2 separate regions of the Homo sapiens genome follow, and region 1 is linked to region 2. The links are chromatin loops, found by intact Hi-C in ENCODE. Cell type or tissue: HCT116. All regions are shown on one strand. Each heading gives the region's core, and the rest is flanking DNA. Links, peaks and the distances in the headings are about the cores only. Region 1 overlaps KCMF1 (potassium channel modulatory factor 1). Region 2 overlaps DNAH6 (dynein axonemal heavy chain 6).

Evidence for each region. A loop is a pair of places that touch in the nucleus more often than their neighbours do. Peaks named below come from ENCODE experiments on the same cell type or tissue, not always from the same donor. Only the 100,000 strongest peaks of a DNase experiment are listed, where the experiment ranks them.
Region 1: a loop joins it to region 2, with 9 times the contacts of the local background. A loop is called at or near these places in 2 of 110 quality-filtered maps.

Annotation. Positions count from the first base shown.
Region 1 is chr2:84,997,619-85,010,038 of GRCh38, forward strand. All of the region lies in intron 1 of KCMF1 (potassium channel modulatory factor 1), which reads left to right. Among named protein-coding and RNA genes, the nearest start is that of KCMF1, 33 kb to the left of the region's middle. RefSeq lists an enhancer at 11,607-11,656. In HCT116, for the core only: no CTCF peak of the experiment used is centred there; a DNase peak (open chromatin) is centred at 6,443.
Region 2 is chr2:84,626,990-84,634,989 of GRCh38, forward strand. It overlaps DNAH6 (dynein axonemal heavy chain 6), which reads left to right. Exons shown (of 77, transcript NM_001370.2): 30 at 7,515-7,652. Among named protein-coding and RNA genes, the nearest start is that of DNAH6, 110 kb to the left of the region's middle. In HCT116, for the core only: a CTCF peak has its summit at 4,312; a DNase peak (open chromatin) is centred at 4,282.

The sequences.
Region 1 (12,420 bases), core at 2,193-10,192, 370 kb after region 2:
TGAGGTACCTTGTAAAATTGTTGAGTGGTGTCTGTTCAGTTATTGTGCCTCATCTATAAGGGTTGAAAGGCCTTGGGGTTGAGGGAGCACTTAGCAGTGCCTTGCATACTAATTTGATGTTGACTTACAGCAAAAAATACATTTTCTTTTTTTTTTTTTTTTTTTTTTTTGAGATGGAATCTCACTTTGTCACCCAGGCTGGAGAGCAGCGGTGCAATCCTGGCTCACTGCAACGTCCGCCTCCTGGATTCAAGTGTTCTCATGCCTCGGCCTCCCGAGTAGCTGGGATTACAGGTGTGCATCACCACACCCAGCTATTGTTTTTTGTATTTTTAGTAGAGACAGGGTTTCTCCATGTTGGCCAGGCTGGTCTTGAACTCCTGACCTCAAGTGATCTGCCCACCTCGGACTCCCATAGTGCTGGGATTACAGGCATAAGCCCCCGTGCCCAGCCAAAAAGTACATTTTACTTATTTATTTATTTATTTTTGAGACGGAGTTTCTCTCTTGTTGCCCAAGCTGGAGTGCAGTGGTGTGATTTTGGCTCACTGCAACCTCTGCCTCCCAGGTTCAAGCACTTCTCCTGCCTCAGCCTCCCGAGTAGCTGGGATTACAGGTGCACGCCACCATGCCCGGCTGATTTTTTTTGTATTTTTAGTAGAAACAGGGTTTCACCATGTTAGCCAGGCTGGTCTCAAACTCCTGACCTCAGGTGATCCACCCGCTTTGGCCTCCCAAACTGCTGGGATTATAGGCATGAGCCACCATGGCCAGCCTATAATACATATTTATAGCACCCAGAAAACACATACATAATGGAAACAAACACTTTATAAAATAATACCTGATTTGCAGTATAGTCTGATAATTTCTAATTCTTTTCTGTTTTTAAGAAGTTCTGGTTAAGATCCACTAAATTAATAATTCTCAACCCTGTCAGAGCCAACGCCTTATTTATTTATTTATTTATTTATTTACTTACTTACTTACTTACTTATTTGAGACAGAGTCTTGCTCTGTCACCCAGGCTGGAGTGCAGTGATACGTGATCCCGGTTCACTGCAACCTCTGCCTCTTGGGTTCAAGCTGTTTTCCTGCCTCAGCCTCCCAAGTAGCTGGGATTACAGGCGTGTACCACCCCGCCCAATTAATTTTTTTTTTTTTTGTATTTTTAGTAGAGACAGGGTTTCACCATGTTGGTCAGGCTGGTCTTGAACTCCTGACCTCAAGTGATCCACCCAACTCGGACTCCCAAAGTGCTGGGATTACAGCTATGACCCACTGTGCTGGGCCTCTTACCTATCTATCTATCTATCTATCTATCTATCTATCTATCTATCTATCTATCTGTCTGTCTGTCTATCTACCTACCTATCTGTCCACCCACCCACCCACCCACCCATCCATCCATCCACCCACCCATCCATCCATCCATCCATCCATCCAAGACGTAGTCTTGCTCTGTCACCCAGGCTGGAGTAATCCCAAAGTGCTGGGATTACAGGCATGAGCCACTGCGCCTGGCCTCTTATTTATTTATTTATATATCTGAGACAGAGTCTTGCTCTGTCGCCCAGGCTGGAGTGCAGTGGCGTGATCTCTGCTCACTGCCACCTCAGCCTCCCGGGTTGAAGCAATTCTTCTGCCTCAGCCTCCCAAGTAGCTGGGATTACAGGTGCCCGCCAACACACCCGGCTAATTTTTGTATTTTTTAAGTAGAGACACGGTTTCACCATGTTGGCCAGGCTGGTCTTGAACTCCTGAATTCGTGATCTGCCTGCCTCGGCCTCTCAAAGTGTTGGGATTACAGGCGTGAGCCACCACACCCGGCCTCATTTATTTTTTATAACAAATAATTTAATGCCTATTGATTATCCTGAAGTAAGGTTAATAGGTGAGTCTTTAACTACATTAGAATCTGACGTTACAGTGAAATAACTGAGTACCTATACCTACTTACAATAAATAAGTTGGACTTAAAAGAAATAAGATCAGAAGAACTTTCATTTTCCTATACTATTTATAGATATGGGTAGATACCAGAATGAAAACTGTTAGAATGAGTAAAAGCAGAATTATTTGCATATAAGAGAAAGGGGGAAATAATTTTGTTTGATGTAGGGATAACATAAGACAAATTACATACTTTCCACATGGAAAAATAAAAATAGTATCACATAGTCACTAGTGAGTTTGACCTAATTATAGTGTCAAAATAATTCCCAGTTAGAGGCCCTGACAGGAGACAAGGAAGTGAGGAAATCTCACAGAAAACCTGGTGGCATTTACATTCAGCCCCTAGTACTTAAATGTCCCCTGGAGAAAATACTCCTTAATAGGCAATGAGTAATAAAGGATAGATTAGAAAAAGAAACAGGAATAGATGTGTGGTAGACTTCAGGGGACATTAAAAAAAAAAGAAAAATAATAGCAACCTCAAAATAAATAAGTTCAATATTTAATTTTTACAACATAGATTTCTACCTATTGTGTCATAAAAAATTAAATATAACTAAGACGATATTGATTTTTTTTGAGATGGAGTCACCCAGGCTGGAGTGCAGTGGCACAGTCTCGGCTCACTGCAAGCTCCGCTTCCCAGGTTCACGCCATTCTCCTGCCTCAGCCTCCCGAGTAGCTGGGACTACAGGTGCCCGCTACCATGCCCAGCTAATTTCGTGTTTTTAGTAGAGACGGGGTTTCACCGTGTTAGCCAGGATGGTCTCGATCTCCTGACCTCGTGATCCGCCCATCTCAACCTCCCAAAGTGCTGGGATTACAGCCGTAAGCCACTGCGCCCAGCTATGAAATATATTTTTTAATCTCAATAAAATCTAGCAAGAACCCTGTGTTTCATAAGCCCCTTGTAATTTGATAATGTTTGGAAATAAATCTCTTCAGTCTCTATTTCATATTTGGAAGTTATAGCTCCGAAAGCAGTCTGATCAGGTACAGTGTACTGGAAAGTCAGCTACAAACAGCTTTGTCATCCAGTTTTCTGGAATGTTAAACAGTCTTTGGTAAATCCTAAATGAAGCAAAACAATATTTGTGTAATAGTGACATACTAGAAAGTAAGTGTTTACTAAAACTGTGAATAATATTCTGTGTTAAGGTTAAAAAATTGAATTAGGTATTATGCTTAGATAATTTTACTTTTTTTTTTTTTTTTTTTTTAAGAGTCAGGGTCTTGCTTTGTTGCCCAGGCTGGAGTGTAGTGGCACGATCATAGCTCACTGCAGCTTTGCACTCCTGGGCTCAAGCAATCCTCCCACCTCAGCATCCTGAGTAGGTAGGGCTACAGATAAGTGCCGCCATGCCCAGCTAAAGTTTTGGGTTTGTTTTGTTTTGTTTTGTGGGTTTTCTTTTTTTTTCTTTTTTGTCTTTTTTTTGTAGGGATGGGGTCTCACTATTGCCCAGGCTGGTCTTAAACTCCTGGTCTCAAGTGATCTTCCTGCTCCACTTCCCAAAGTGCTGGAATTACAGGTGTGAGCCACTACTCCCAGCCTTATATAATTTTATTTTAATTAATTAATTAATTAATTTTTTCATTTTTTTGAGACAGGGTCTCTGTCTGTCACCCAGGCTGGAGTGCAGTGGCGTGATCTTGGCTCACTGAAACCTCTGCCTCCCAGGTTCAAGTGATTCTTCCACCTCAGCCTCCTGAGTAGCTGTGACTACAGGCGTATACCACCATGCCCAGCTAATTTTTGTATTTTTTGGTAGAGACAGGGTCTCACCATGTTGGCCAGGCTGGTCTCGAACTCCTGACCTCAAGTGAGCTGCCTGCCCTAGCCTCCCAAAGTGCTGGGATTACAGGTGTGAGTCACTGCACCTGGCCCCCAGCCTTACATAATTTTAAAGTTTTGGGTTTTTAGTTTCCTTCTTGAATGTCTGGTAGGAGGTTTAGAAAATCCTGTTGGGATGCTGAACAATTCTTTATTGCATTTTCTGTGCATTGCAAAATGCCTAGCATCTTTGGCACTTTTCCTCAATAAATGCCAGTAGAGCCCCTAATCATTGTGATGACCAAAAAATAGCCCCCATACAGTTCCAGAATGTCCTGTGTGGGTGATACCTCCCAGTTGAGAGTGATAGTGACTAAATTTATTTTACTGAGTTACAACCTGTAGTTTGAAAAACACACGATCACATGTTGCCTAGCAACATAGATACATTCTGAGATCCATTGTTAAACAATTTCATAATCGTGTGAATATCATAGTGTACTAACACAAACCCCTACTGTACACCTAGGCTATATGGATAGCTTGTTGTTTATCTAAGCTAGAAACCTGCATAATATGTTGCTGTACTCAATACTGTAGGCAGTTATAACACAATGCTATTTGTGGTTCTAAACATACCTAAACATAAAAAAGGTATCAGTAAAAATAAACTTGTGGGACCACCATCATATATGCAGTCCTTCATTGACCTAACCATGGTAGGCTTTGGCATCCTCCTCAAAACAGGTAGAAGAATTGATTATATTAATAACATTATTGCAAATACAAAATTGTTACTTTCCTAGTAGTGATGGATCTACTTCAGTTAGCTTTGTTCTTTACATTCTGGTTTTCAGTCTCCAGTATAAATATTAATGGCCCTACTAAATTCATTTAACCTCCAGTTTAGATGGTACCAGTGTCCTATGAAATATGCAGAAACCCTTTCAAAAGCATTTCAGTTTGTCTTTTAATCTTTGACCATAACGCATGCATTGACAGAGCATTCACTGTACCATCAGAGAATCATCCTTTGAACCACCTGCCTCCTTGTTAGCTTACTTTTTAAAAATAAACTTTTATTTTGGGATAATTTTTGATTTACAGAAAAGTTGCAAAGGTAGTATAGAGACTTCCCATATATTCCTTACCTGGTTTTTCCTAATGTTAATAGTTTGCATTACATTGGTACATTTGGCAAAACTAAGAAACCAACACTAGTACATTATTACTAATAAAGCTCCTGACTTTATTGAGGTCTTAACTGTGTTTTTTTTTTTTCACTAATATCCCTTTTCTGTGTGGGATCCAGGATACCAGGTTGCATTTAGTGTCTCCTGGTTTTGACCTTAGTAGCTACAGAGAACTGAGTGTACTGCCTCTTTGTGATAGCTCTGTATGGAGCTGTGGCATCCCCTCAGTGTTGCCTGTTCCCAGCTCTTTTGCTGAACAGCCCATTTTGTCCTTTAGTAATTTCTCTTGGTGTAGTTTCTAGATACTTTGCCATTCTGTCTATATACTATATATACTAACTATATAACTATATATACTACTGTACTTGTTTCCCATTTTAAAACAAGACACACAGAACTGAATGTAGTTCTTCACATATGGTCTGGCAGAGTAAAATGTTGTAGATATATCACAGTTATGAATCTTGTATGGTTATTAATGCAATCTAAGCTTGCTTGTTTATTTGCTGGCATTTTTAGCAACTGCATCTCATCTTGGGCTAATATTGACGCTAAGGTTTTGCTTAGTTAATTAATCCAGGATTTCTTATCACATGAATTGTTTTATCCAAAGGCAAAACTTTGTACGAAGTCCTTTTAAAATTCATCTTGTTGGCCGGGCGCGGTGGCTCACGCCTGTAATCCCAGCACTTTGGGAGGCCAAGGCGGGCAGATAACGAGGTCAGGAGATTGAGACCATTCTGGCTAACACGGTGAAACCCCGTCTCTACTAAAAAAAAGAAAAAAAAAATTAGCCAGGCGTGGTGGCGGGCACCTGTAGTCCTAGCTACTCGGGAGGCTGAGGCAGGAGAATGGTGCAAACCCTGGAGGCATAGCTTGCAGTGAGCCAAGATCGTGCCAGTGCACTCCAGCCTGGGCGACAGAGTGAGACTCCGTCTCAAAAAAAAAAATAAGTCTTGTTTTACATACCCGTTTGCCTCGCTTCAATCTCTGTTCTGTCATCTAGTATTTTAACTGTTTGTTTTATGCACAAGCTTATAAATGTTTGCTGTCATTTTATTTTTTTTATTTTTAATTTTTTGTTTGTTTGTTTTAAATAGAAACCGGGTCTCCCGATGTTACCCAGGTGGATCTCAAACTCCTGGGCTCTAGGAATCCTCCTGCCTAGGATTACAGGCGTGAGCTACCACACCTGGCCTACTGTCATTTTCTAAGTCACTAATAAAAACATATATAAAATAGGGTCAAGTACAGGACCTTACAGGCCCAAGATAACTGGGCAAATGAAAGAAGATGTAGCAAGCATGTAATTGTGTGAGGAAGCTAAAAAGGGTTAGCATAGGGTAAAGGCCCTGGTTCTGCCTTACAGTAGTCACCCTTTATCTGAGGGGGGACATTTTTCCAAGACCACCCAGTGGATGCCTGAACCTGTGGATAGTACTGAACCCTATGTATCCTGTTATTCATCTGATAACCAGCTGCTAAGTGACTAGTGGGCAGGTATACAGCACAGATACGCCAAGCAAAGGGATGATTCACCTCCGAGTGGGACAGTGCATGATGTCATCACACTATTCAAAACAGTAGGTAGTTTAAAACTTATGAATTGTTTGTCTCTGGAATTTTCCATTTAATATTTTCAGACCACTGTTGACCACGGATAACTGAAACCTCAGAAAGCAAAACTTTGGGGCGGGGCGTGGTGGCTCACACCTGTAATCCCAGCACTTTGGGAGGCCAAGGCGGGCAGATCACGATGTCAGGAGATTGAGACTATCCTGGCTAACATGGTGAAAACCTGCCTCTACTAAAAGTACAAAAAATTAGGCAGGCATGGTGGCGGGCACCTTGTAGTCCCAGCTACTCTGGAGGCTGAGGCAGGAGAATGGCGTGAACCCAGGAGGTGGAGTTTGCAGTGAGCCGAGATCGCGCCACTGCACTCCAGCCTGGGCGACAGAGCAAGACTCCATCTCAAAAAAAAATAATAATAAAAAAAAAGAGAAAGCAAAACTTTGGGTTGGGAGGACTGCAGTATATTCTGACCTGTGGGTGGTGCCTAAGCTAGAACTCTTGCAGAGTGTGAGAACAACTGAATTTTTTGGAGGGGGGCAGGTGGGCACAGGGTCTGTCTTAACTGAGAATGAAGCCAGTTGTGATTCGTAGGATTGTTTGCTTACCCTTTATATTACCGGTCATGCCTCAGTCTTCTATCTTGAGATTTTCATGAGTCTTGCTTGAACTAGGCCTTTTTATGAATGACACTGAAAATTTTGGAGGACTGTAGGCCTATTTATTTATTTATTTATTTATTTTTGAGATGGAGTTTCACTCTTGTCGCCCAGGCTGGAGTGCAGTGGCACAATTTCAGCTCACTGCAACCTCCGCCTCCCGGATTCAAGTGATTCTCCTGCCTCAGCCTCTCAAGTAGCTGGGATTCAGCTCACTCCAGCCTCCGCCTCCCAGGTTCAAGTGATTCTTCTGCCTCAGCCTCCCAAGTAGCTGGGATTACGGGCACCTGCCACCGTGCCCAGCTAATTTCTGTATTTTTAGTAGAGACAGGGTTTCACCACGTTGGCCAGGCTGGTCTTGAACTCCTGACCTCACAAGATCCACCCGCCTCAGCCTCCCAAAGTGCTGGCATTACAGGCATGAGCCGCCGTGCCTGGCCTAAATTTTTATTTTTAATTGACACATCATAATTATACGTATTTCTAGGGTACGTACATGGTGATATTTTGCTTTTTTATTTATTTATTTATTTTTTTTTTGAGACAGAGTCTCACACTGTCTCCCAGGCTGGAGTGCAGTGGCACGATCTCAGCTCACTGCAAGCTCCGCCTATTGGGGTCATGCCATTCTCCTCCCTCAGCCTCCTGAGTAGCTGGGACTACAGGCGCCCACCACCACACCCAACTAATTTTTTGTATTTTTAGTAGAGACAGGGTTTCACCGTGTTAGCCAGGATGGTCTCGAACTCCTGACCTCAGATGATCCACCTGCCTCGGCCTCCCAAAGTGCTGGGATTACAGGCATGAGCCACTGTGCCTGGCCTAACTTTTTTTATTTTTAATTGACACGTGATAATTATACATATTTCTAGGGTACATGGTGATACTTTGCTTTTTTATTTTTTTATTTTTATTTTTTAATAAACTAGAGATGAGGTCTCACTATGTTTCCCAGGATGTTCTCAAACCCTGGCCTTAAATGGTCTTCCCATCTTGGCCTCACAAAATGCTGGGATTATAGGCATAAGCCACCACACCCAGCCCATAGTGATATTTCAGTAAATACATATAGTGTGTAATGACCAGATCTGGGTAATTAGCTTATCTATCACCTCAAACATTTATCACTCATTTGTGTTAAGAGCATTCAAAATCCTCTCTTCCAGCTATTTGAAAATATACAATAAATTATTGTTAACTAAGCATACTTCTTTTATTTACCAAGCATGTATTTGAATGACATACTTCCTCTTCAGTAATGCCTGGTCACATATCAGTTCCTATTTTTCTATTTTTTTTCCCCTCCTACTGGTCTTTTTCTTAATGTTTAGGAGCCCATTGTTATATTTGTTACCGATATTTCTCCCTACTTGTTGTCATTTGAGTTTGTTTATGGAACCTTTTGCCAATATTAAAGTGTTATACTTATTTATGATCAAATTTACAGTGTGCTCCACCCTCCCCTATTTATAGTTTCACTTTCCTTATATTGCTTAGAAAGGCCTTACCCACTAAATATTCTCATTTTCTTTTTTTTTTTTTTTTTTTTTTTGAGATGGAGTCTCGCACTCTCACCCAGGCTGGAGTGCAGTGGCGCCATCTCGGCTCACTGCAAGCTCTGCCTCTCAGGTTCACGCCATTCTCCTGCCTCAGCCTCCCGAGTAGCTGGGACTACAGGCGCCCGCCACCATGCCCGGCTAATTTTTTGTATTTTTAGTAGAGACAGGGTTTCACCGTATTAGGCAGGATGATCTCGATCTTCTGACCTTGTGATCCACCACCTTGGTCTCCCAAAGTGCTGGGATTACAGGCGTGAGCCACCGCGCCCGGCCCTCATTTTCTTTTAAGAAGTTTATGTCTTTTTAAAAAAAATCTAAATAATATTTGCCATTTTAAAGACATATGGCCAGCCAGTTCTTTTCTTTGAGAATGGAATTTTTATGTATGTGTGTGAAATGTGTCATAACATTTAGAAGAGTGTACAAAAGTATGTATCTAGTAAAAAGAGAATAAAACCAACGTCCACACATCCACTACTCATATTAAGAAATAGAACATCTCGGCCAGGCGCGGTGCTCATGCCTGTAATCCCAGCACTTACGGAGGCCAAGGCAGGTGGATCATCTGAGGTCGGGAGTTTGAGACCAGGCTGACCAACATGGAGAAACCCCATCTCCACTAAAAATACAAAATTAGCCAGGCACATGCCTGTAATCCCAGCCACTCAGGAAGGCTGAGGCAGGAGAATCGCTTGGACCCGGGAGCCAGAGGTTGCAGTGAGTCGAGATCGCACCACTGCACTCCAGCCTGGGCAACAAGAGCAAAACTCAGTCTCAAAAAAAAAAAAAAAAAAAAAGAAATAGAACATCTCATCCACATGTCCATATCCACTAACTGGATCTTTGTTTTGATAATCCTCTTCCCTTTCTCTGCAGGTTTACTCCCAGTATATCCATTTCTATCTGAGCCACATATTGTTTAGTTATGAAACATGGAATAGCAAGCCCAGGTCTCACCATGTGAGGAAAGAGCAGTTTGCACTATTAGGTGGAAGCCCTTAGAAGAGAAGCTGAACAGAGTCTGCCTTCGGCTTCCCCGAGTTTCCAAGAGTCTGGAGAAATCATTGGGCAAGGTCACAAATGCACCTTGGAAACTCAGGACCCAACATATATGGAGCGTTTAGCAGGGTTATTGTATGGACCAGCTTGGATTTCCAGCACAGGGGTAGTCAGAGGACTGCCCTTCACTTGGCCCACCTCCAGCTCCCAGGAACAGGTCAGAGGGGGACACTCTCATGGGGTGAAATGAGATCAGCTGAACCTTTTTCCTTAAGGCGAGATCAGGAACTTCGACATCACTTGGGCAGGACCAGCCAAGTCCAGATAAGATACGGGGACTGGGCCCCAGGTACCACTGTGTCCTCAGGTTACAAAGAAAATGTATGATATTGTGTGATTTTATGTATGTATGTGTAATTAATTCTTGTTATAGGTGCTAATTGTGTTTTTCTTGTTGTTGTTTTTGAGACAGAGTCTCGTCACCCAGTCTGGAGTGCAATGGCGTGATCTCACTGCAACCGCCACCTCCTGGGTTCAAGTGATTCTCCTGCCTCAGCCTCCCAAGTAGCTGGGATTACAGGCACTGCCACCACGCCTGGCTAATTTTTTTGTATTTTTAGTAGAGATGGGGTTTCACCATGTTGACCAGGCTGGCTTTGAACTCCTGACCTCAAGTGATCCACCCATCTTGACCTCCCAAAGTGCTGGGATTACAGGCGTGAGCCACCGTGCCCAGCCGCTAGTTGTGTTCTATAAAGTTTACATGAACACCAAGTTAGCAATTACTGAACCTCTGTTCCTAGAGGAATCTCAGGGTGAGGTTCCTCTGAGCCTCTGGTTATAACATTTTTTCGATGGATCAATACGTAACCTTGTTTTATGTGTATTTCTGCTAAAATACATCACATATTATATTATATATGATATATATTATATATCATATATAATATATAATATGATATATAATATATATAATATATAATATGATATATATATCATATATAATATATAATATGATATATAATATATAATATATATTATATATCATATGATATATTATATATGATATATATTATATATCATATTATATATTATGTGATATATATGATATATACATCATATATCTGAGATATATGTTACATGATATATATCTCATATATCTTATATATATTTAGCAGCATTTCAGCACTACACTTGGGAGCCATTTAAATAGCGAAACTACCAAGAAACAGCACAAAAAGGTGAAAACATGGGACTAAATAGACCATGAAAACGACACTTGTTTACAAAATGAGAGCTGAAAGAAGGAGGCAGAGCATTGCTTTGTTGGACCTGAGCTGGAAACATGCGTATCAAGCCACTCAACTTTCATGCTGCTCTGTGCCTGTTTTCAGTCGCTCACTGGAAAGACTGAAAGCACTGCAAGTATTGACATGTACTCTTTTTTTTTTTTTTTTGGAGACAGGGTCTTGCTTTGTCTACCAGGCTGGAGTGCAGTGGCTCAATCTCACCTCACTGCAACCTCTGCCTCCCGGGCTCAGGCAGTCCTCCCCCGCTCAGTCTCTCAAATAGCTGGCAGTTTTTTTGTAGATAGGAGGTCTTACTATATCGCCCTGGTTGGTCTCAAACTCTTGGGCTCTAGCAGTCTTCCCACCTTGGCCTCCCAAAGTACTGAGATTATAAGTGTGAGCCACCATGCCCAGCCTTGATGCGTACTTTTGTATGTATATGTTATGGTTTGGCTCTGTATCCCCACCCAAATCCCATCTCAAATTGTAATCCTCATATGTCAGTGGGAGGTGATTGAATCATGGGGGCAGACTTCCCCCTTGCTGTTCTTGAGATAGTAAGTTCTCATGAGATCTGGTTGTTTGAAAGTGTGTGGCACTTCCCCTTTCGTGCTGTCTCTCTCCTGCTCCACCATTGTGAAGTAGGTGTCTGCTTCCCCTTCACCTTCTGCCATGATTGTAAGTTTCCTGAGGCCTCCCAGTCATGCATCCTGTTAAACCTGCAGAACTGTGAGTCAGTCAAACCTCTCTTCTTCATAAATTACCCAGTCTCAGGTAGTTCTTTATACTAGTGTGAAAATGGACTAATACAGGAAATTGGTGCCAAGAAAGTGGGACATTGCTGTACAGATGCCCTTTCAGTGAGGTCGTGCTGTACAGGGGCTCTTTCAGCCTGGCAATTCCTATTCTCTGTTCTGGAAAGTTTTCTTGAATTACTCTGTTGGTTATTTCCTCCCTTCCATTTTTCTTACTTTGAGGATATTGAAGCTTCTAGAGTAGGGTTCCAGTTTTCTTCCATGTTCTGATTTCTGTCTCTTTCTCTCTTCCCCCCTCTTCTTTCTTTTTTCTGTTTCTGGAAATGATATACTTACTTAATCCCTCTGTTTTCAATAAAATATGCACTTTATTCCGTTTTCAACGATGCCTTGAGTTCCTGGGGGTCAGAGACCCTCTTTAATGAATAAACTTCTACTTTCCACTTGAAGTGCAGCATAATGTTGAAGAAGCAACTTAGAAATTTAACTGCTTCTTAAAGACCTTTTATCCATCTTCTATCCTTCAGCAGTTCTTCACCCTAACTAGGGTTCCAGCAATGTTGCTGCCAGTCCCAGACATTTTGTTGAATTTGCTTTGTAAATTGGATTCTTAGCTTTCCCCTTTGCCCATACTGGGATTCAGTTCTTTCCAGTCTCCTAATTCAGTTAC
Region 2 (8,000 bases), core at 1-8,000:
GGTGGGGCCTGAAATTATGCATTTCTGACATCCGCCAAGGTGGTGCAAATCGATACTGGTCCACTTTGAGACCGTGGTTCTGAGAGCGTGAACCCTGAACCAACAGCATTAGCATCACCTGACAACTTGTTGGAAATGCAAATTATAAAGCCCCACCTCAGACCTACTTAATCAGAACTTTGGAGCTAGAGCACAGCAACAAGAGGCTTTTTTGAAACAAACTTCCAGGTGATTCTGATGCACACTCAGATTTCAGGACCACTGTTCTAGAGTAGATTCAGCTGCCACTGTTTTTTGTATTTCAGTTTTGCGTCTTTCTTATGTTTCATTTTAATTTTGTTGGAATACTTCCTTGAGCAATTTTTTTCCCATTCAAGTTTATAAATATTCTGTCTTTACTGAGTCATCATACTTGATTGATAATTTGTAGAGGGTGGAATTATAGGTTTAAAATGATTTTCTCACCTGACTTTGAAGGCCTCACTTCATTGTATTCTAGTGTGCATTTTGCTAATGATAAAACTGATCATGGCTTAATACATTTTGGAGGTTTAATAATATTTTGCTTCCTCTCTGTCTGTGGCAGCTTATAGGATTTTCTCTTGATCCTCGGTATTATGAAAATCTACCAGGATGTGTCTAGATGAAATAATTTTCTTTATTCATTTGGTTTGTCATTTTGGGGAACTCTTTAATGAGAAAAATATGTCTTTTGTCAGCCTAGTGAGACCTCATTTTATTGCTTCTTTGCTTATCATTATGTCTCTGTTCTCTGCTCTGGGCCTCCTACTTCTGTTCTCCACTTCTCTTACCCTCATATTTTCTCTTGCTTGTTGCTAATTTTCTTGTATTTGTTTAGATTGCTAAACACATAAACACACTTATTTTATATTTTAAGCAACAATAAAAATAAATAAACTTATTGAAAGGTTACTGAGATAGTGGGATATCTCATGGAATCCAGAGAAGAGGTGAGCATGACTCAGGCTGAGTAGGAACTAGGGCAGCCAACTCCTTGGCATTGAGAACTTTAGAGCCTTCTCTCTAGAACCTCGCCAAGAAAACAGCAAGGTCACATTTCAACTTTTGAAAGTAGGATTCTAATTGGCAAAGTGGGTTCAAGTGATCACCCCTAGATTCGTGAGCAATAGCCAGAAGAAGGGGGTATAGTCTGATTCATACAGGCATGGATGGCTGTTGAGAGCTAGATGTGGTAAGCAGTTTCCAGAGAAAGAGGAATGGTATCCTCTAACGGTTTCTGCAACATAAGATTTCTAAGCAAAACAAGATTGTCTCCAAGGGCTGTTATTTTCTGCCTTAAATGTCCCTTCATGTGTGGATGTTCCCCAGGGCTCTGACCAGTCCCCTTTTCCTGTTTTCTCTACCTGCTTTTTCCGGTTCCTGACAACTTCATAAGAGAGAGGAGAGATTTGGGCAGGAGGAGGTTACACTACAGATCCTTGGTCAGATGCACTACCTTTCCCAAGACCTAGTTCCTGCTTCTCCAGGAACTCTTTTGCCCTAAAGTTTTCCTCAGGATTTGGTCTACTTTGAAGCTCTTCCTTTCTACAAAAAGCAAATGAAATATTCAAGCACTGGGTTGAGACTTTGTGTTTAGACTCAGCAGAAGGCATATTATCTGATTTACCTTCCCAGCATTCCTCTGTGATAGGTGTTGTCATCACTGCACAGATGGGAGTGAGATTTGGAGCAGTGAAGTAACTCGCCAGCAGTCACCACTAGAAAATGTCAGAGAAAGAATTTGAACACGTCCTTTGATTCAAGTCAAATGTTCTCTCCCATTTTAAAAAAAAATACATATTATATGCAAATTTAGAAACATAAAAAGATATGAAGAATAAAATAATGAATATCTACTTAGCCACCTCCCAGCTAAGAGATAAAATGTTACCAGCGCACTTGAAATCCTCTGTCTCTCTTCACCAGGGGTAACTTCTATTCTGAATTTGGGGGTTATTATTCACATGTGTGCATATGTGTGTGTGTGGTCCTAAATTTAAAACGTAGTATCATTCTGTGTGCTACATTCTACATTTTGGTTTTTCCACTGAGCACTTTGTCTATGAGATTCATCCAGGCTAATACTATAGCTCTATTTTTTTAATTCGTTTTCACTGCTCTGTTTTTATGATTTTTTTCATCCATTCTCTTTCTGATAGGTATTTGGGTTGTTTCTAATATAGTATTTGCTACTGTAAGCAATGCTGCAATAAGCATTATTACACAGATCTCCAGGTGAATGGGTGCCTGGTTTATTTGGCTTGGAATATAGGAGTTGGTCTCAAGGTACATATACGTATCATATTGACTCAATAAGGACAAATGCTTCTTCCGTGATTGTGGTAATTTATACTCCCCCTGCAAATGTATAAGAGCTGCCTATGCTCCACATCCTTGCCCATGCTGTCAGGTTCCATAACTGTTGTCAGTCTGAGGAGTATGAAATGGTATCCCATTGTATTCTCCTGGTTACTAATGAGGTTGAATGTCTTTTCAAATGTTTATACTGTAGGATTTCTCATCTGTGAAATACCTATTTACATCTTTTCTCCATGTTCTCTTGGCTTGCTTATGCTTTTTTAAATTGATTAATAGTGTTTTTAATATGTTATTGATACTGATTTCTTCTCTCAGTTAGGTATTATCTCTTAGTTCTGTCCTCTAAAAAGGGACATTGACAGCCTAAAAATAGTGATCACCTCTAGTACCCAGACTGTGGTCTTAAGTACCTTTTCCTACTGAAAGTAACCAGAGCTGGTTCTAGGTCTGGGGCAGGAAATGCATAAAATGAGCCTGCAACATCCTGTCCTATCTGAAATAGCCACAACAAAATACCAAAAATTGATGTGACCATATCAATAATCAGAATGTTACTAAAGAGGATCTCATTGACCAAAGATGGGACAATGCAAGAATGATAATAATAACTGGAATGGATCAAAACACATAAAACATTTTTAAATTCATGAATATACAATGATTAACCAAAAAATGTAAAACAAAAAACTCATTGATTACCTTAGAGGTTTCCAGGGAAACAACTTATTTGAAAAATTGATAAAGAAAAAGAATTAAGTATTTATCCTGCCTTTTCTGTGGACTGTTTTTTGGGGTAATAAAAAAGTTGATGAGGAAAAATTTTTATAGAATAATCACAACTAATAAATGCAGAAGGGATGATAACATTAGAAATTACTATTTTGCAACCTTCAAAAAACAATATATCTAGCAATGGCCATCATTGCTAAAACCACTAAAGACTAATTGGAAAATTTATAATGGACGAATCAGACTAGTAATCCATCGATCACAACTTTGACAATCAAAAAATACATATCTCCTGTTATGATATACAAGCTATGAATTATTCCTGTTCAAAAAAAAATTAAACTTCAACCTAATGAATCTAATGGAGTCTCTAGATTTAAATACCAGTTTTCAAGAAGTACAGGTGTATGAGATAAAGGACCATGTTAACACCACAAGAATACAATCAGCTAAATATGGAATCAGGGGAATTCTATAGGGAAAATAACTTACAGACCTTCAAAAATAAATTGCATAAAAGAGAGAGGATTCAGGGAACTGCTATAAATTTAAAGAGATTTAAGAGACACAGTAACCAAATGCAATGTTTGTACCTTGCTTGTATCTTTGTCGGAACAAACCAATTGTAAAAGGATAATATCAGTACCATTGAGGACAATTGAACAAGATATTAAGTAATGGGTTTTTCTTTGGGTAGGTTAGCAGTATTGATTTGGGTAATTTGGGGTTCTTATGTGTTACAGAGTTTATTGTGAAACAATATGATGTCTAGGGTTTGCTTTAAAATAACAACAAAAAATGTTGGAGAGTATTTTGAAAATAGAATGTTGGTAATTTTAAGCTGGGTGGCATATACCTTCTTTCACCTCTTGTGTATGTTTGAAATTTTTCAAAATAAAAAGTTTTTTTAAAGTAGAAATCATCACAAAATAAAATGATAGAAATAACACCAAAACTTATTTCTAATGGTCAATTAATTGCTACACAATTCGTCTCTGAAAAACAAAACAAAACAAAACAAAATAGCCCCTGACTGCTCTCCGCTGAGAGCCGACCTGACTCAGACTATTTGCTTCTCCGGTTGAACACAAACAATTTCACAGACCACCAACTACAGACCAGGTCACGATGCATCCATTATGGAATGAGATGCCATAATCGTGTCTGAAAACACACAAGAATGCTGTCCAAACCACAAAAAATAATCTAATATCCCCCTCTCCAGGCTAAGCTGTGTAACTGCTTCACCTTTACCAATGACAGCCTCAGCCTCCTGTATAATGTTATTATTATATCCATCATAAACTTGCCCCTGCTTCCTACCAGCACCTAATCCACAGTGTTGTGGATTGAATTGTGTCCCCTCAAAATATGTTCAAGTCCTCATGCCTAATATCTGTGAATGTTACCTAATTTGGGCCTTTACATTTATAAAGACTCAGATGTTTAAAATGAGGCCATACTGGAATTCTACAGGCCCTAATCCAATAACTAACTAGTGCCTTTGTAAGAAGAGAAAAATGTAGATATAGATACACAGAGAGAAGGCAGCCAAGTGAAGATACACAGGAGGTGGAGATCAGAGTGATGCAGTACAAGAAGCCAAGGAATCCCAAGGGTTGCCGGCAACCACTAGAAGCTACCAAGAGGCAAGAAAGAATCCTACCCCCAAGAGCCTTCAGAATGAGCATGGCTTTGTTGATACCTTTATTTCAGACTTCTAGCCTCTAGAACTGTGAGAGAATAATTTTCTGCTGCTTTAAGCCCTTCAGTTTATGGCAATTTGTTATAGTAGCTCTTAAAAACTAATAGAGCAAAACCCTTCTTCACTGACCCTTCCCCAGAATTTTCTAACATAAGCCCAAATCCTATGACAAGTCCTCCTAATATCCTTTTACCAAGAGAAACCTTGGTTCCCCACAGAGTGTGGTCTCCCTTGTTGGAACAAGTGGTAAACCCAATTGCGTCTGACTACAGGTATGTCCTGGTTATCTTTGGCCTGTAGGCATTGACCCTGTCCTTCACTTTTGTTGAAAACAAAGAATTGGAGATCACCTGACTTGAAAAAGTATTTGTTAACCAGTCAGTCATTGCAAGCATTCCTGCGTTCATGATCAATATTTGGAACTGCTCCTTTGTTTGGCACCCTGGAGGTTTTTGCATCCTGGGGCAATGCACCACAGTAAGATCTGGTTTGGATAAGAGCAAGGCTGCCAGTATCATCTGCTGAGCCTCTACACCTGTGGCACGCGTTCACCAAGTCACCAGCCGTGTCAGGGCTGGATTTCAAACCCCCCACTCTCCTCCTCAGCCAGGCACAAACTGCAGAGCCAGGAGTGGCAGAGAAAGAGGGTCATTTTTGAAGAGCAAACGGAAATGAAGAACCACCATGACCACAGACATGTTCTCAAAGAGAAAAATATTAGCAAAGAGTCTGTGTCACAGATCAAGATCTGGAATTTTCTTTGTTACTTCCTTTAAAACTGTTCAAAAGTATCCCTTGGGAAGTCTCCACGTATGCCAGGACTTACATGTATGCTAAGTATGAAGACCATTCCTCTACAATATGGAAGCATTCTGCAGCTTTGTTGTACAGAACACCAACTTAGTCTTTAGTCCTGTCCATGCTATCATTCCATGCATTCATTCAACTTCTCTTACCTTGTCTATATTATTACTAATTTCCAGGGACTGTTTCTTATCTCTGACTAATCCCTTTTTTTAGAGTATCTTGTTTTATTTTAGGAATGTGTTTCCCTCCCAGATCTCTCTGAGGATTCCATTTCAATTTTGTAAAATTACTTTCTGTTCCCTAAATTATCTCCACTTTCTCCAAAGTTGCCCGTTAGTTTATTCTTCTCATTCTTTCTCTTTCTTGAATCTTCACCTATTGGTTCATAAGTATAGATGAAGGACTAATTTAATTAGTGTAAACAGCTTGTTTCCCCCAAATGCCCCTTCCTTGAATGAAAGAACTACCAAGAGCTCTGTGGAAGTATAGAATGTGTGGCCAGCAGGCTTCTTCATAGAATGTATGCACACGGAGCAGCCAGTAAGTGAGAAAGCCCACATCGAATGCCAAATAATAAGGATTTTCCTTCTAAAGTAGTACATTTCAGTGGGTTTCACTTTCTTTTATTATTTTTGAATCTCGGCGACTGAAGTGGAAGTCTGGAACCATCTTTCTCTCCTTGTCTCTGCTTTCCTTATCTCCCAAGCCTAATATCGTCTCCCAGTATCTCCTAATATTAATATCTCCCCAAGGCAGATCTCCCCCTTTGCTTATGAGGCAGTCCTTCATTTTAGCCTGGTGGGGATCTCAGCACTAAAATCTCAAGAGCCCTGTTTAGTCTGCTTGGGGTGAGAGGAAGGGAGAACAGAGAGAGGAAGGACCCATAAACCCAATCATTCCAAGTGTGGATCTTTGCCTCATTTCCAAATATTTCTCTAGGGCCTGTGTCTGCTTTGCTGCATGTATGTATTCATGTTGCATGAATTGCAACTTGTGTATATTGATATTGGGTTTGGAGTTTCTTAGAGACCTCATGATGGGCATTACTCCTCTCCCTCTGTTTTGGGGCTGCAATTCTCCCTTCTCAGTTGAACAGTCTGTTTCCCTATGCTTTCCATATTCCAGCTTTTTTTTTTTCAAAACCTTCTTCCTGCTGGCTTCCCTTTCCATTATGTTTTTATCAAGCAGGTACAGGTATAAGTGTGGTCACAGAAAAGGAGAGAGATATGCACACAGATCTATCAGCCTTTCTGTGATTTGTGGGAATCGGAGGAAGGGGGGAAGTAGTATGTGTTCAGTTGACCACCTTGAAATTTAAAACCACTAGTTCTATTACTAAAGAGATAGATATATGGTATAATGCAAGATTTATATACATGCTTAACCAATATCTCAAGTGCCCAAAAGAAATGCCACACTTTAGATGGTACATTCTTATTTTCCTCCACCATTAGGATTCTGCTGTAGAAGAAATTAAGAATCACTACTATAATCTGCACAGCTATGCCTTCTGCTCAGTAGTCCTTGTGTGTGTCTGCCATGTAGAATACCTTCTAAAGACAATGAAAGCTTCCATTAGTAAAATTTTTCAAGTTTTTTTAAAGTTCTTAAGTTTGTATGTTCCATGTGTTAAACTATTTGAGAATCTGTCAAGTATTTGCAGAGGTGAGTGGAGGTTATAAACAAGAAGGAAAATTGGTCAGATTGTCATTTTGTTTAAAAATAAAACAGATTCAAATCACTTAGAGAGACTCAAAAACATATTTCCTCTTGTAGAAAAGTGTTTACTTCTGACATAGACCAGTATTCACATAAAACTATTGCTTATTTGCAGATACCACCTCTTTTTTCTTTAATATTTCAGCTCAGAATTTAATTTTTGAAGGAGCTGAACTACACAATACAAAGTTGAACTGCTTTATTTTGATTTCAGATGATGGGGCGCTTCTTCAGTGGCTTGGCACAGTCAGGGGCCTGGTGCTGCTTTGATGAATTTAATCGAATTGACATAGAAGTTCTGTCCGTCATCGCGCAGCAACTCATTACCATTAGGAACGCCAAAGCGGCAAAGGTAAGGCACTGGGCAATCGACTTTCAAGGTAGCAATCCTTAAATTTGTCATTAACTCACAGAATGTTACATTTTAGGAAGGAGATGCTAAAAATGTTAGGGAGGAATCCTGGGGAGCCCAAGGGGACCTTGGCTCTCCAGAGCTCACTGGACTAGAAAATCCAAGGAATATGGTGCCAGATGAAGACACTGAGTGGTCCTGTTATTTAAAATTTGTTTTAGCCCCTTATTAGCATGTCTCTAGAGAAGGGATTTCATATTCAGAAGCTGATGGCAGTGAAGGTTGGGACCAAGTCTCTACCACTCTGTGTTGACCTTTGGAGATCTGGTCACAATGGGCAGCACTGGT